Linked DNA regions of Homo sapiens: region 2 is linked to region 1. Evidence: chromatin loops called from intact Hi-C (ENCODE). Cell type or tissue: Caco-2. All regions are shown on one strand. Each heading gives the region's core, and the rest is flanking DNA. Links, peaks and the distances in the headings are about the cores only. Region 1 overlaps FRY (FRY microtubule binding protein). Region 2 overlaps FRY (FRY microtubule binding protein).

Region 1 (8,771 bases), core at 483-8,482:
AGGGGATTGTACCATCCAAACACTGAATAGTCAAATCTCAGTACCATAGGCCGTTACTTCTAGAAGGCACCAGATTTTAGAGATGAGGAAAGTAGTACTTGAGAAATGGAGAGTTGGTTCAAGAAAAGTCTGGTTACTGTGGCAATATCTGGTAACCCAAAGTTTGAGGACAGAAAAATTTAAGTTTAGGCCACCTTAATTCCTCTCAGCACATTTTGGCTGATTGGATATATATCTGAAAACATCACTGAAACAAAGAATAACATATCCCTTCCTAACAGAAATCTCACAATTTACTTTTTAATTCTTCAATATTCTCCCTTTTTGTTTCCCTTTCAAGTTTTATTGAAGAGTAGCTAGTTACCTAGCAGTACATTTGGCAACTGACTTATCCTGGATGATTATCTGAGAAGTTAATTTGTTGCAAGTAAGTTACTTGTAGGTAATTTGCTGAGAGTTAGAACTGAGATGAGTTACTAGTGCATCTGCTTTAAATTTTTTCCAGGCTAAAATTGTTGTGGCCAAGCTTCATGGCATAGAATTATAGGGTTCTGGCTGCTCACTTGTCAGTGTATTAGAAAAAGCCAGTAGTCACTCTTCCTGAGGGAAGTCCTGACCTTTTCCACTGAAACCCTCTTAGCCACATCCCATGAAAAGTGGGATGTTCTTGGTTCTGGTTTTCTGATGCCTGTCCTCCTTCAGAGCCTCAGTTGTCACAACAGGAAGACACCCCTCCACCAGCTCTGTAAATGTTAAGGCCAGCATTCTACACTGGACCAGCAGCATCAAACCAATGACTTCACACTACCTTGCAGAAGTGAAGGAAAGAAAAATTATGTTATTATAAAATTGCCTAAAGACGACATAGTATGTTCTTCCTCTTAATACATAAACTGATCCCAAGAATAAACCAGCTGGTCTGCAGCCAAATACCTGGGTTAAATCCTGTGCCCACCTGTATTGCTCTTCTTAAATGCTGCTGGCCTGCTTTGGGAGCATGATAAGAAATAAACATGGAAAGTGTTGCTGTACTTATTTTATTTTATTTTTATTATTGTTTTTGAGACAGGGTCTCACCCATAGCCCAGGCTATAGTGCAATGTCACGATCTTGGCTCACTGCAGCCTCTACCTCTGGGGTGCAAGCAATTCTGCTGCGTCAGCCACCCTAGTAGCTAGGACTACAGGTGTGTGCCACCACACCTAGCTAATTTTTGTATTTTTAGTAGAGACAGGGTTTCACCATGCTGGCCACACTGGTCTTGAACTCCTGCCTTCAAGTGATCCACCCGCCTGGGCCTTCCAAAATGCTGGGATTACAGGCATGAGCCACTGCGCCTGGCCTGTACTTACTTTAAAGATAATATTGTGACGTTCATTCATTCAACAAATATTTATTGATGCTTTACCATGTGCCAGGCACCATTGTAGGTAGTAGGGAGAAAACAATGAACAGAACAGAAGAAGTCCCCACTCTCCTGGAGCTTACATTAGAGTTGGGGAGGGAGGTGGTGCTGGTGAATTGGTGATCCATGGGTGGAGGGGGAGGGACTAAAGCAGAGCGAGCAGGGTAGAAAGTGATTGGGGTTGGGGGTCAATTTACATAGAGTAGTCAAGGAAAGCTGCTGTAATAAGGTGATATTAGGGCAGAGACTTGAATGAAGCAAAGAAGTGAGCCATGCAACTGTCTGCAGATGAGCATCCTAGCCATAGGGAGCAGCAGATACAAGGGCCCTGAGGCTGTATGGGGCCCAGCCTGATCACAGAACAGCAAGGAAGCTAGGAGTGGGGTGAGCAAGGGTGCGCTGGTAGGAGATAAGCCAGGAGAGGAACATGGAGGGGGAAGACCTTGTAAGGCCTTAAAGGCCACGGGTGTGGATTTGTGGAGAGCCGCTGGAGGGTGTTGAGCAGAGAAAGAGACACTACTGAACTTGTTTTACAAGAATTGGTCTGTCTGCTCTGTGGAACACAGACCTCAAGTGATCTACCCGCCATGGCCTCCCAAAGTGCTGGGATTACAGAGGTGAGCTACCGCGACCAGCCAAAACTGTGCTTTATTGAGATGAGGAAGACTGCAGGACAAGGATGGAAGCAGTGAGACAGTTAAGGAGGCCATTGCAGTGGCCCATGCAAGAGAGGATGGTGGCTTAGTCTAGAAGTAGTGGTGAAGATGGAGAACAGTGCTCAGATTCTGGAGATGTTTTGAGGGCAGAGCTCTCTGAATATGTGGATGACAAGTTACTGAACCTCACTTTCTTCTCTACAAAATGGGGATAAAATAGATACCTATCATTGGGCCATTAATATGTGAAATGCATAGGCCAGTGCCTGGCATCAAGTAAGCCCTCTGTGCTAGTTCCTAATGTTATGATTTTTATTATTGTTGTTATCGTCATCATCACTGTGATTATTATTTGGGTATGGGATATGAGGGGAAAGTCGGGGATGACTTTAAGTCTCTTGTCCTGAGCAAACTGGAAATATGAAATTGTGCTTTTTTTTTGAGACAGAGTCTTGCTCTGTCAGCCAGGCTGGAGTGCAGTGGCATGATCTCGGCTCACTGCAACCTCCACATCCTGGGTTCAAACGATTATCCTGCCTCAGCCTCCTGTGTAGCTGGGATTATTACAGGCGTGTACCACCACCCCTAGCTAATTTTTTGTATTTTTAGTAGAGATGGGGTTTCACCATATTGGCCAGGCTGGTCTCGAACTCCTGACCTCAAGTGATCTACCCGCCTTGGCCTTCCAAAGTGCTAGGATTACAGGGGTGAGCTACCGCGACCAGGCCAAACTGTGCTTTATTGAGATGAGGAAGACTGGAGGAAAAGCAAATTTTCATAGAGATGGGAATTCAACACGATTTAATGTTTTTCTTTTCGTATATCTGTATTCTGCTTTGCTTTATAATGAATAATTATAAATTAGTTACCAAGTAATAACTATGCAAGTAGTTACCCAAACAAGTAATTCTCACCCATTTGATCATGTAATTCATACTCACCAAATGAAATCATTAGAAAGTTATTTCTGGCCAGGCACTCACACCTGTAATCCCAAAACTTTGGGAGGCCAAGGTGGGAGGATCACTTGAGTCCAGGAGTTCGAGACCAGCATGAACAACATGTTGAGACCCCATCTATTTAAAATAATAATAATAATTTTTTAATTAGCCAGCTGTGGTGGCACATGCCTATAGTCCTAGCTACTTGGGAGGCTAAGACAGGAGGATCTCTTGAGCCCCAGAATTTGAAGCTGCAGTGACTTGTTTTTGTTTTTCAAACAGAGTCTCACTCTGTCGCCCAGACTGGAGTGCAGTGGCATGATCTCGGTCCACTGCAGCCTCCACCTCCCAGATTCAAGCGATTCTCCTGCCTCATCCTCCCAAGTAGCTGGGATTACAGGCACGTGCCATCATGCCTGGCTATTTTGTGTGTGTGTGTATTTTTAGTAGAGGTGGGGTTTTGCCATGTTGGCCAGGCTGGTTTTGAACTCCTGACCTCAGGTGATCCACCCACCTCAGCCTCCCAAAGTGCTGGGATTACAGGCATGAGCCACTGTAACCAGCCCTGCAGTGAGTTTTGATCAATCCAATGCACTCCAGCCTGGGTGCCAGCGAGACCCTGTCCCTAAAAAAAATTTAAAAATGAAAAATAAAGTTATTTTTACAAGCATACATTTTTAAAATTTATTCTGAAAACATCAAGTAGAGAAAACAAGTCTCCTCTCCCTGAAAATAAAGCACAGTTGTCTTTCTCACCCTCCAGATGATCCAATTTCTCCCTACACGGGCTGGTTGCTGACTATTACAGAGACCAAGCAGCCGCAGCCCTTACCGATGCCTTGTACTGGAGGATGCTGGGCCCCCCTGGTTGACTATCTCCCGGAGACCATCACTCCCCGGGGGCCACTCCACAGGTGAGCAGCATGTGTGGGGAGAAGGAAATCTTAGCTTTGACTGGACTTTTCTACCTATGACAAGAGAAAAACCTAGTCCAGGTCCCACCACATTAAATTATCTTATCAATCAGTGGGATCCTGCCTGATTTGACTGTCAGCTTCCAGCATATTAGCAGAGTTTGGTCAAATGTTAATCAACATTCAAAGCTGCCTGTGACCTTTGAATTTCTCCTTGATGTAATCTGGATATGGGCATGCATTCTGTGATGCTTTTTAGACTGTAAGCAACTTGATGAGAGGGACCTTGTCTTTGATTTCTCTTCATCCCTTAGCTCTTATTGCCTAGTGGCTAGTAGACTCTCCTTTATGTGATTAGCTCAACCAATGTTTCTTATTGTTGTGGAGCTCTATGCTGTGTTACAAGTTAAACTCTATTTCCCCCGAATAAGAGCCTTATATAATGTTTTAAAAACACTTAAGAGTTATATTGTACTGTAACTTAATGATCTACTAGTATTTCCATCCCCTTCAGAAGTTGCATTAATTTCATTATTTCATTGATTAGGTGCAATATTGCTGTAATTTTTATGACTGAAATGGTGGTGGATCACAGTGTACGAGAAGACTGGGCGCTTCATCTACCATTATTACTTCATGCTGTCTTCTTAGGTAAGACTGGATCTAAAAGGCATTCTAGCCAATCGGGTTAAAAATATACAGAAGTAATCCGTAGAGATTTCCTTTCACATTGACATCCTGTTTGACTCATTTCGGGAATATTCTATCTCCACCATTTTTCATTGCCCTTTTGTGACATCTGCTCTGAAATGTCAGCTACTTGGTCACTGTTTGAAATTGCTCTATTTCTACCATGTAAATACAGTGGTTTCTCACTAGTGCCACATCTACAAATATATCCAAAATAAGTTGGGCCTTTTTGAGAGTCTTCGGCTGAAATGGTAAATTTTAAGCTATGAGGCATAGTCAGCGTATAAAAAGAAAGGATATAGGACGGAGTGGGCCAAGCCCTGAGCTTTGTAGAGCAAAAATGGGAAGGGGAACCAGCCAGGGAAACTCAGAAATTCAGTAAGAAAGAGACTAATAAAATTAGAATCTTTCAGTAACAGGGATATCCAAGGAGGAGAACATCTCAAGAAGAAGGAATGCTAACCACATCAAATGCTACAGAGAGGTCAAGAAAAGTTCATCTATCAGCATTTTATGAGAACATTTTACTTAAGAAATAAAGCATTTTATTTTTCCTAAGCCCAACTCCTGTATGTTGGTAACCCAAACAATAACAAAGAAAACTAAACATTCTTTTAACATGTTCCTCCTGAGTATCCTGGAATCTTTACTATCCCTGGAATCTAAACGAGCTTAACGTTTGTTTATACTTAGATTCTACTGTTTTGTTCCAGGTTTAGACCACTACCGGCCTGAAGTCTTTGAACACAGCAAAAAACTGCTTCTTCACCTCTTGATTGCCCTCTCTTGCAACAGCAATTTCCATTCCATTGCTTCCGTGCTCCTGCAGACCCGAGAGATGGGTGAAGCTAAGACTCTAACCGTGCAGCCAGCCTACCAACCTGAATATCTCTATACAGGTAACAGAGAAGGACTGGTAGAGAGCCTAGGACAGTTACAAATGCAGAGATAACTAACTGCGGGTGCCAGTGGAGCCCAAGTTAACTTCTCTCATGCTATGACCTCCAACTTTCCACGTGGTAAATCAACAGTACAATAAATACACACCATTTCACTTGATGTGAACTTGCCTCTCAAAAGCTTTCTTTATTATTGAATATTTGAAATATATTTTTCCTGGTTATATATATGATTGCTGCCCCATTGAATATGTTCCTCCTGATGCATTGGAAATGTAAGTGCCCATTGGCCAGGAGCAGCAGTCTAGAACACCGAAGGATGAGAACACACAAAATAGTGACCCTTGCTACTGCCTGAGAGCAGGTCACAGCCAAGGTGCCGGATGTATCACTTGTGTGCCTTCTAGTGCCCATGAAGGAATTTTCACTTTTGAATGATTGACCTTTTCCTTGAAGACACCATTAGTGGGAGCCTGTTAAAAGCCATTGCTGTTTTGAAACCAAAAAAAATTCTTAGAAATAGGAACAGATGGCATTAACTGAGACAAAGAAATTACTCTGCCATGTCACGCCATTCATGAAAACGGGTAATAGTGGTTTTCATTTAGAACCAGAACGTTTAAAATATCTTAAAATGATGATGAAGATTACCAACTAACAGAGTTCAGGGACTAATTTTTTTTTTACCTATTCATTTTACACATTGCATTGGCGCCAGCTGTGGTGCGACATTTCACATGTCACTGTGTGCTTTCTGCATTACTGTGAAAAGGGTGCACCTTTTATTTATCACTTGTACCCACCACTGTATTGGCTTCTAACAGATGTTAACATAGTTGTTTGGAAAACAAATATGAAATCATCATTATCTCTAAGACCTAAGGCCTACTGACCTCAATTTAAGCACTTCACTTTGAACCAAGCTACACTTAATTGAAAATAACCTATCAATAGCCTCTTAGAAACACAAAACTCCCTTTGCTGTAGATGTTTAAACTGAAGAGTTCTAGCTGCTCTAAGTCCTGAGGATAAGAATGTACTTTCTTAAATGTTAGGCAGAGAAAACTGTAATATCTGATAAGTTGGGTATCTCTGTGTAATCAGTTTTGCATTTATTATACCACTGATATGGTATAAATGATTTAAAGTGAAGATTTACCAAAAACGCATACAATATTCATAGGCAAGACAAACAGTAGATAGCTAAAGTGACTGGCTCTACAGGACACAGGGAATAGGTGTACAAAGATTATGGGAAATGTTCTTTTTTTATAAATATTTATTAAGCACCTAGTTTCAACTATAGTTGCTTTAAATACACACTAAAAATGTGTGTGACAGAAATTATTGTCTTGACTTTATTATAATAGAACACTGAGATACAGAGAATTCCATAAATTCCCTGAGGCTACACTATAAGTGGCAGAAATGTTATTCAAACCCAGGACTCCTCACTTCTAATTCAGTATATCTATCAGACACACACCAGCACTACATACTTTTTATGATTATTAAATAGGGGAAAAGGGATAGTTGCATATATACATTTTCAAACCCACAGCCTACCCAGAGGTATAGAATGTCAACCAAGTATATAATGAAGAAACAGTATTTGCTTATGCCATATTTCTTTGAATACCATAAAACATATTCTATTAAAATATATCAATATACACATAATACTAAAGCTTCTGGGCACATTTACTCAAAAATATTATGTAAAAGTAACCAGCCATTAAGTGACTGGTATCCTCAAACAGGGTATCATTTCACATGGTTTTTTTTTTTTTTTTTTGAGACAGAGTCTCACTCTGTCTCCCAGGCTGGAGCGCAGCGGCGCGATCTCAGCTCACTGCAAACTCCACCCACCGGGTTCACGCCATTCTCCTGCCTCAGCCTCCCGAGTAGCTGGGACTACAGGTGCCGACCACCACGCTCGGCTAATTTTTGTATTTTTGGTAGAGACAGGGTTTCACCATGCTAGCCAGGATGGTCTCGATCTCCTGACCTTGTGATCCACCCGCCTCAGCCTCCCAAAGTGCTGGGATTACAGGCGTGAGCCACCGCGCCCAGCCCGTTTCACATGTTTAAGAAGACTAATACCCAGGAATAATTTATTAAGAGCACAGTTAGTAGATGAACTGTTACAGTTGAACTGGTTGTTTGCCTGGTCCATGCATGCATACAAACACGCATACATACCTTCCTTTTATAGAAAGTATCAACTAAAATAGCAGAGTAGAAAGCAGCAGATCACCTCCTATTCCCAAATACACACTCATTTACACAGCAGTGCAACTGATTTCCTAAACAAAGAAAAACTGTCAGTCTCATTTAATCATAGCCACAGCCGAAAGCAACCATTTTCTCCCCAGAATTTAAATAACTCCACACTTCCCTGCCCTCCTCTGTGGACCTCATTAAGCATGCTGACAAGCACACTGCCTAGTACATCCCTCCTTGACCTTCTTCTCCCACCAGGTGGCTTTGACTTCCTGAGAGAGGACCAGTCATCCCCGGTGCCTGACTCAGGGCTTAGTTCAAGCTCCACCTCCTCTAGCATCAGTCTGGGAGGCAGCAGTGGAAACCTCCCACAGATGACCCAGGAGGTAGAAGATGTGGACACAGCTGCTGAAACAGATGAGAAGGCAAACAAGCTCATTGAGTTTCTCACGACCAGGTAATAAGGGGTTAGGAGTCCGCTGCTGTTTGCAGGTTGGTCTTTCGGAAAATTGCCAACGCTTTAAACCACACAGATGGAAAAGTGATCCTGGGGTTCTAACAAAGTCCTGTTTCTCTTCTCAATTGCAACTGCTGGAGTCTGTGTGAACAGACACTGAGATACAGAGAATTACAATTTGTGAAAGGCAGACATCAATAGCAGTTTCTAGGATCCCACTGATGTGACAGTTGATGGGCAAGGGGATTTTGTGGATAATGATGATGCAGCAGATGGAGGCAGGAGATGGTAGTGCCCCACAGTGAGCATGCCTTTAGCCATCTATCAGAGCTGCCAGGGGTTAGTAGTTCTGAGACTTGGCAGAGAACTTCACTCTGGAAATCAAGGATATTAGCCATGATCAACCCAGAAGCAGCTGCCAAGGGGACCATTGTCTGTTCATCTGGTCCAAAGAGTCATTTGTAAAAGGCAGTCAGAAACCAGAAACAATAGGAAGCATAATAGGAAAGGAATCAAACTAATAAATCAAAACCAAGAAAAACTGCAAGTGGTACTGGTTAGGTCTTCTGGTTCTTCTTATTAACCA
Region 2 (8,771 bases), core at 388-8,387, 56 kb before region 1:
GATTCTCCAGATAGAAAGGGCAGCTGTCTCCCCTTGGCAGCCGCCATCTTTTTCTCTCGTTCTCCTCTCCTAGATAGTTCCTGCTCTGTCATTTGACCACAAGAGGGAGCTTTCACTAGGAGTCCACAGGCTCCTTTCCTTGTCACTTCCTGCAGTGCTTTGCATGCACCAAGGGCTTGCTGTTGAGTATTCACCCTCCTCTTTCAAAGCTCTCAGCAAATGTTAGTTTATTATTTTTAGATATCTTCACATTCAAAGAACATACACCGTGCTATACAATGCATTTCATATACATTATGTTAGGTAAGCTGGGCACATGTTCATTCTTATTTTTAGATAAGGACATTGAATTTCAGAAGGGTAAATCTGATTGCCCAAATTTATAGAATTTTCCAAATGTCATTGGTTTTATGCAAAATAATAAACACGTTTTATGTGGTGTTTCCTTATTATTTGTAGAAACTTCTAAGATAATGCATACACAGATTCCACAGTCTTCTAGGGTATCTAAAAATCATTAAACATTTATTCTGCTTTCCCTTTTCCACATATGCCTGTGTTGTGGAAAGTGGTTAGTTGTTTGGAGTAGCTGAAAGAGAACTTGTCTCAATTGTATATATTGCCTCAATAATTCACTTAGTCATATTTCTGTATTTTAATTGAGATATAGTTCGAACCACTGTAGATAGATGGGGGTTCATTCTTTAATAGCCTCCAAGGAGAAATTTCCACCCCTTCTGGTGAACTACCCTGGTGGTGAACAGTCCACCTCTCTCAAGCTCCTTCTTTTGGAAATCCTTGTCTGCTGGGCTTCACTTTCAGTGTTTCTTCCTCCACGGCCCTTGTTGACATTGTGGGGCACTTCTTTCTAATAAGCTTTTGCTTATCTTGCCTAGTTCAAAGGAGGATGTTTCTCCTAATTTATCTTTTCTTCTGGATATGGTTTGTGAATTTGAAATCACCCCTTTTCTTTCATGTATCTCTGTACAAGAACATTATTAAAAGCTACTAAGCTGATTCCATCAGAATCTGAAGCTTACCTTACACAAGTGTTTTCCATTAAAAGTCATATTTCTGATCTGACCAACAAAGAAGGCAGCTTTGTCCAAGTTCTATTTCCTCATTTTATGACATGTCCTGACTTGTTCAGTAGCACCCTTGTCTGAGCAGCACGTGCCCTTGTGATCACACCACTCACTTGTTCTCCATCACCGCAGACAGGGCCCAGGACCATTGGCAGTGGCACACGTGGCCTGTGCAGAATACAGCTATGCATTCGCTTTCTGACGTGAGCAGTGAGAATCATGCCAGGCCTGCTTAGTGCTCCTGATCCCAGCTGCCTGGGAGGGGCAGCTGCAACTGGTATTGGCAACACTGGTTTCTTTTATTTTAGGCTTCTGAGAGCCAAATCAGCTTTTCAGAAATTTAGCCTTAGTTCCCCAAGCTAGCCAGACATCTTCTCAAGTTGCTTTCTCTTAAAGTCTTTCTGTTCCCTCTTAATTGTTGCCACCAAACTCTCTCAAAGGACAGTTTTTAAAATTATAACTGCGTCTGTTTAATTTGCAGCTGAGACCTGTTCTTTCTTTCCTGGTCTAGTTTCTCTATGAAGATGGCCCAGCTGGGGGAACTGCTGTCCCCCACCCTCATCCTTGCTAGAGAAGGAGATCTAATAGGATTTGTAAATCTGTAGGCCAGCTCTACGCTACTTTCCTGAGTAGTCAGAATGGCTGGACATCTTTCTCATTTAACTCCAAGGCTTCCTTTCCCTTTTAGATAGCTATTTTTTTCCCGCTTTATAATGTAAAATCCCATGTGTTTCACAAGATCTTGATTATCTGGTCAAAATCTAACAAAAGTAAAAATGAGGAAGAACTGAGTGGAAGAGATGGCAACTGTATCTGACAGGCAGCCCTCTGCTTATATGCTTCGAGGGACAGACACAGGGAGGGAGCTTTGTCCTCTTCACAGCTTCTTCCCCTTACCCCTCACCTACTACCCACAGACTCGTCTTGATAGGTGATTTCCATTCAGTCTCAGTTCTGTGGCAGCTGGGCCTTTTTCTTCTACAAACATTCCACTTTTATAACCAGCTGAGCCTTCTATCCCAGAAGCCCTTTCCCCTCCCTGGTCTTCTTCCTCCAGGAATATTTTTGAGCCTTTCAGTGGTAGAGCATGTAAACACTGTCATTTTAAGAGACATGGCCACCAAGAATAGCAAGGACTACACTGCCCTGGGGCTCCAAGAGTCCTGAAAATGATCCTGCATTGTGGGTTTGAAGTTAAAACAGATTCTAGATTGCAAATTGTGCGTGAGAGCAAAGTTAGATGACGAGTAGAATCAATCTCATTTGGAAAGCTGAAAGTATTGGCCCTTACTTAAAGGCTTCATGAAAATAGACCATGACATGGCTTTCGTCCTTGGTGCTTGTCTGGTTTCATGATTATATTGGTTTGCTAGGGCTGCTGTAACAAAGTGTCACAAAATGAGTGGCCTAAACACCAAAAATTTATTCTCTCACACTTCTGGAGGCTAGAGGTCCAAGATCAAGGTGTCAGCAGGGTTGTGTCCTGCTCAAGACTATGAGAGAGAATCTGCTCCAAGCCTCTCACATGGCTTCTGGTAGTTTGCTGGCACTCTGGCATCCCTTGGCTTGTAGAAGCATCACCCTGATGTCTGCCTTTATCTTCATATGGCATTATCCACGTGTGTTGTCTGTCTACAAAAGTGCCCTTCTTATAAGGACACCAGTCATATTGGATTAGGGGCCCACAACCTCTCCTTAATTTAGCTAATTACATCTGCAATGACCTCATTTCCAAATAAGGTCACATTCTGAGGTACTGGGAGTTAGGACTTAAACATATGAATTTTGTGGGAGACACAAAATTATGAACACTGTCATTACTATCAGTTAACATTTATGTAGTGTCTGCAATTCCTGGTTACTAAACTATTACCTGTCCTAAAAACGGTGGCTTGTTATCTGTGGAAGCTTATTTTCTAAGACCTTCAGGTCCATAGACAGGTATAAATATAGTAAATTAGAATAATAAACATAAGATGGGGAAATGACTTCAAGTGCTTTTCATAAACTAGTGTTTTCAAACCATGGACTGCAGAGATGACTCAGCTGCTTGGCGAGTGAAGGAGTGTTTTCTCCCCAGATGGGTGGGCTTCAGGCCTTTTACCCCAGCTTTAACCAGAGTGGCTCAGGCTTTATGTATCTATATATTGCAGTTTGTATTAGAGTTCTCCAGAGAGAAACAGAAACAATAAGATGTATATAGAGAGAAAGAGATTTATTGTAAGGAATTGGCTCATGTAGTTATGGAGACTGGCAGGTCCAAAACCTTCATGGGGGGCCAGCAAGCTGGAGATGCAGGAGAGCCAGTGCTGCCATTCTTGTCTGAAGGCCGGCATGCTAGAGATTCAGAAGAGCCAAGTTTCCAGTTTGAATCCAAACACAGTCTGCTGTAGAACCAGGAAGAACCAGTGTTGCAGATGAAGTCTAAAGGCTGTTGAATTCTCTCTTGCTCAGGGGAGTCCAATCTTTTGTTCTAGTCAGTCCTGCAGCTGGTCAAATGAGGCCCACCCACATGAGGGAGGGAAAACTGCTTTCCTCAAAGTCCACTGATTTAAATGTTAATCTCATCCACAAACATCCAGAATAATGTCAGTCAAATATCTGGGCACTGAGGCCCAGCCAAGTTGACACATAAAATTCACCACCACAGAGCTCTATATAAACTTTTGTTGGAAAAAAAGATAGATATGCTGCTGAATGAAATATAAAGAAAGTTTGAAAACTTCTGTTTTAGACAATTCTAGATTGGAAGCCCAGGTTAAAGCCTTCTCATTCTTCTTTCAGCAACTACTGAAGAACTGTAGATTTAATTGTATAAGACGTCCCTGAAAAATTAGCTTAGATCTTCCTTCTCAGTGTCTGTGTAGAACTTTACATGCTTTTGAGACAGTAAATATATTCCCTGGCTCAGTGTAAATCTGTGAACTAAAGAGCTTTTTACCTGATTTATATTGTCAAACTGGACCAATTGGTGTACTTTATGCTTTATAAAATAAGACAAGAGTTTGCTTATCTTATCAAACTTTTGAAATACTATCTGAGAGTGATAACTGGGGTGACTTGTGTCAGGCTTGTTTTGTGAGAAGTATTTTGGATTAAAGATTAGAAGTCCTAAATTGAATTCCTGGCTCTTCCCTTTGTTAACTTTGAGCAAATTCCTTAACCACTCTGGGCGACAATGTTGTCTTGTATTTGTTGGTGATAATATCTGTCCTGGGTATGGGAGCCCCCATTGACTCTGCCATGTTCCGCCACTGAACACCTCCAGGCTACTGAGTTCTAAATATCTTTGGCCTCTGTCTGCCCTTGCCCCACCACACTTCTATGCTTTGGGTCAGGCCCTCACCACTTGTTGCTTAAGTCATTGCAGTGACCTCTTAGATGGTCTGTGCCTTGTTTCTTCTCCAAGACATTCTCCCTATTCCTGCCTGACTCTCTTTTCTCAAGCGTGAATCTAATCATGTTTCTTTCCCTATAACTTTCAGGATACAATTCATTTTCTTCTAATAATAGCTAACGTTACTGAGTGCTTACTCTGTGCTCTGTGAAGTGCTAAATATTGCACATGGATCATTCAGTGACCCTCACGACAGGTTTATGGAATGCAGTTACAGTTAGTATCCCCATTTTACCAATCTGAGGCTTAGAGATTAAGTGACTAGCCTGAAGTCACGTAGCTAATAAGTGACAGAGGCAAGACCCTGATCCAGGCATTCTGACTCCAGAGTACACACTCTGAATCCCTTCCCTGCTGTGTTGTCTCCCTGAGTGGCCCAAAGACCCTTCAGTTGAGCTGCCTCTGCTTCCTCTCCAGCACTGTCTCACACCTCACTCTTGCAGGCACCTCACCCAATAGACACAGCCACACCGAACTCCATATCCTAAGTGCTGTACATAGGGCATGTGATGACTGAATCTTAGGAGGGTCTCTCTTAAAAGCCTTTGCTTATTAAATAAATGAATGAATATGTAAAGCAGTATGTTAGCAGTAATCCATCCTACCAATGTCAAGATTTAATATTATTGTGTTGTTCTAGATTAAACCACAGATACACTAGAATTCTGTTAACTTACTCAAAATGTCTCAACCTTGGCACTATTGACATTTTGGGCCAGAAAATTCTTTGTCACAGGGACCTGTCCTGTAGGGTGTCTTAGGATTCTGGGGTGTTGAGCAGCATCCCTAGCTTCTACCCACTAGAGAAATGCCTGTACCACACCCCAAGGTGCACAGCCAGAAATGTGTCCAGACATTGCCAGATATCCCAAGGAGCAAAACCGATTTAGGACCACAGGCCTGACTCTGATTGTTCATTTATACTGAGCTTCTGGATGAGTCCTTTAGCTTCTCCAGTACTCAGGTTCCTCATCCTTAAGAATAGGATTCGATACTAATTTATTATTCTGTAGCCAGTGATGTATTAAAAAGTGTTCATATACAGTACAGCTAAATGCAGTGTGGTATCTTGGATTGCATTCTGAAACAGAAAAAGGACATCATTGGAAAACCGGTGAAATCTGAGTAAAGTAGTTAATAGCTTCATCTCAATATTAAGTTCTTAGTTTTGATCAGTGTACCGTAGTTATATAAGATGTTAACATTAGGGGAGGCCCGAAGAACGCTATATCGGAAAACTCTGTATTATCTTTGCAGCACTTCAGTAATTCTAAAATTAGAAGTTTGTTTTGTTTTGTTTTGTTTTGTTTTTCTGAGATGGAGTTTAACTCTGTTGCCCAGGCTAGAGTGCAGTGGCACGATCTTGGCTCACTGCAACCTCAGCCTCCCAGGTTCATGCCATTCTCCTACCTCAGCCTCCCAAGTACCTGGGACTACAGGCATGTGCCACCACACCTGGCTAATTTTTGTATTTTTAGTAGAGACGGGGTTTCACCGTGTTAGCCAAGCTGTCCTCGAACTCCTGAACTCGGGCAATCCACCTGCCTCAGCCTCCCAAAGTGCTGGGATTACAGGCGTGAGCCACCATGCCTGGCCAAATTAGAAGTTTTTTAAAGGTATTTATGTAAGTCATTTACTAAGCAAAAAATAAGGGAGACCCATTTTCAGACTCAAGTAGAAGAGATATACATTAATATCTATTAATCCTTGTTAGCTCTAGAAGACCAGTTAATAAAGTAAATGATTTTATTTTCCTTTATTCGTTTCACAGGCTCTCTATTCATATGGATGATGAATTGCGACATATTGCACAAAATTCTCTTCAGGGTTTACTTGTTGACTTCTCAGATTGGAGGGAAGATGTACTATTTGGCTTTACCAACTTCCTGCTCCGGGAAGTAAATGATATGCATCACACACTCCTTGATTCGTCCCTGAAGTTGCTGCTGCAGCTGCTCACCCAGTGGAAACTAGTCATCCAGACACAAGGAAAAGTCTATGAACAAGCCAACAAAATCAGAAATTCAGAGGTGATTTTCACACCTTACCCATGAATTTATATTCTTTTTTTTTTTTTTTTTTTTTTTTTTTGAGACAGTCTTACTCTGTTGCCCAGGCTGGAGTGCAGTGGCGCGATCTTGACTCACTGCAACCTCCACCTCCTGGTTCAAGTGATTTTCATGCCTCAGCCTCCCGAGTAGCTGGGATTACAGGTGCACAACATCACACCTGGCTAATTTTTGTAGTTTTAGCAGAGATTGGGGTTTTGCCGTCTTGGCCAGGCTGGTCTCGAACTCCCAACCTCAAGTGATCCTCCCGTCTCAGCCTCCCAGAGTAGTGGGATTACAGGTGTGAGCCACCATGCCCGGCTGAATTTATATTCTTTTATTCATATATGTGAATGAGTGGCAGTCTAGAACCTTTAGAATTCTTACTTCCAGCCACCTAAGAACTTCCTCCCTGGTGGTGGGCCTTAGTTCTTCCACTGGCATAAATTGTGACCAAGAAACTCAGAGCATGATATTCCACATCAGGTTAGACTTGTGAACATTCACAAGGCTATTTAGGGAATAGAAATTGGTTTTTTCAGAGAAGTATGATTGCAAATCTATTTGTAAGAACAAATGACTACAGGCCAGGGACTTAGAGCTGGATGTGGGTGTGGATGTGGATGTAGGTGTGGATGTAGATGCAGATGTAGATGTGGATGTGGATATGGGTGTGGATGTGGATGTAGATAGGATGTGGATGTGGATATACATGTGGATGTGATATGGATGTGGATATAGATAAGGATGTAGATGTGGATATGGATGTGGATGTAGGTGTGGGTGTGGATGTAGATAGGATATGGATGTGGATATAAATGGATGTGATGGATGTGGATGTAGATGTGGATATAGATGTGGATGTGGATATTGATGTGGACGTGGATGTGGGTGTGGGTGTGGATGTAGATATGGATTTGGATGTAAATGTGGATGTGATAGGGATGTGGATAGGGTTGTGGATGTAGATGTGGATATTGATGTGGATGTAGATGTGGATATGGATGTGAATATTGATGTGGATGTGGGTTTAGGTGCAGGTGTGGATGTAGATATGGATGTACATATTGATATGGATATGGATGTGGATATAGGTATATAAAAGTCAGCTGTCCACTAGTTATTTTTAGCCAGAAACATATGGGCTGCTTTGTTCAATATCCACGGAGAGGACAGTGCAGTCTTGTGGTTTCTTTATCCTTTCATGTCTCAGTCCTAAATGGTTAAGGTAGTGATAACATTTTGCAGAGCGCATTGAGGAGGAGTGTTGTCAGAGGAGAACCAGGGTGGTGGGAACTTGGCATTGGCAATGAGCAGATGGAGAAAGGGGTCTGGCTGGAGAAGAGTGTAACTGAGAGTCTAAAGACTGTGGAGGCTCATGGCAGTATAGTAGCATCTGGGGAACAGCTGGGATTCCTTAGAGGCTAACCCCAGAGATGACATTCAGCTCCTTCTCCCTTCCCTGTGTTGTAGACATGCCAACACGATAGGTAGAAAAGCAAGGGTTATATATGCTTGTAAGGGGAAAACAAAAATGAAGGTGGAAACTTCCCTGTTGACTGGCTTGCTTTTACTTTAGATTCACTTGGTTGGGGATTGGGAACTTTCAGAATCCATCACAGAGCTGTGCAAAACCTAGATTAGAATCTAACAAACAAGTAAGCAAGGAGAAATAGAAAGTAAATGTTTGAAAATTCGATTCAATAGTATCCAAAAGTCTATGGAGAATTTAAATAACAACTTTGGCCACTTTGATTGTATATACAGTGTAATACCAAGTGGTATACATGAAAGGAGTTGTGTTTTTATCAACATTAATAGCCTTTGAAGAGTTATTTTTCATCAGAAGTAACAGATGGTTGATGGTATTCCGCAGCAGCAATTGATCTGAAAGACAGAAGGGGATCTAGGATATTTCATGAATAATAATAAATTCATAGACATGTCTGGTTCTAAACCATGGTCATTTATTTTAATATTTACAAGGTCAAATGTGCAAAAAATATGTAAAACATGAGTGTATTCTTCTTCCTTTGTTATTTCGCTGAATACAGAATGTTGTTCTTATTGCATAACAGCTCATCGCAAATGGCTCCAGTCACAGAATTCAGTCGGAACGAGGTCCCCACTGCAGTGTACTCCACGCTGTAGAAGGTTTTGCTCTGGTTTTACTCTGCAGTTTCCAGGTGGCCACACGCAAACTGTCCGTTTTAATACTCAAGGAAATTCGAGCGTTGTTTA

What was found. A loop is a pair of places that touch in the nucleus more often than their neighbours do. Peaks named below come from ENCODE experiments on the same cell type or tissue, not always from the same donor. Only the 100,000 strongest peaks of a DNase experiment are listed, where the experiment ranks them.
Region 2: it touches region 1 in a loop (6-fold over the local background); 5 of 110 quality-filtered maps call a loop at or near these places.

Annotation. Positions count from the first base shown.
Region 1 is chr13:32,220,470-32,229,240 of GRCh38, forward strand. FRY (FRY microtubule binding protein) reads left to right here. Exons shown (of 61, transcript NM_023037.3): 37 at 3,766-3,916; 38 at 4,464-4,567; 39 at 5,320-5,505; 40 at 7,987-8,185. Among named protein-coding and RNA genes, the nearest start is that of ZAR1L, 91 kb to the right of the region's middle. In Caco-2, for the core only: a CTCF peak has its summit at 7,970 (motif pointing right); DNase peaks (open chromatin) are centred at 5,362 and 8,032.
Region 2 is chr13:32,164,759-32,173,529 of GRCh38, forward strand. It overlaps FRY (FRY microtubule binding protein), which reads left to right. Exons shown (of 61, transcript NM_023037.3): 18 at 6,254-6,512; 19 at 8,609-8,771. Among named protein-coding and RNA genes, the nearest start is that of FRY, 140 kb to the left of the region's middle. RefSeq lists an enhancer at 501-1,700. In Caco-2, for the core only: no CTCF peak of the experiment used is centred there; DNase peaks (open chromatin) are centred at 1,203, 3,573, 4,363 and 4,843.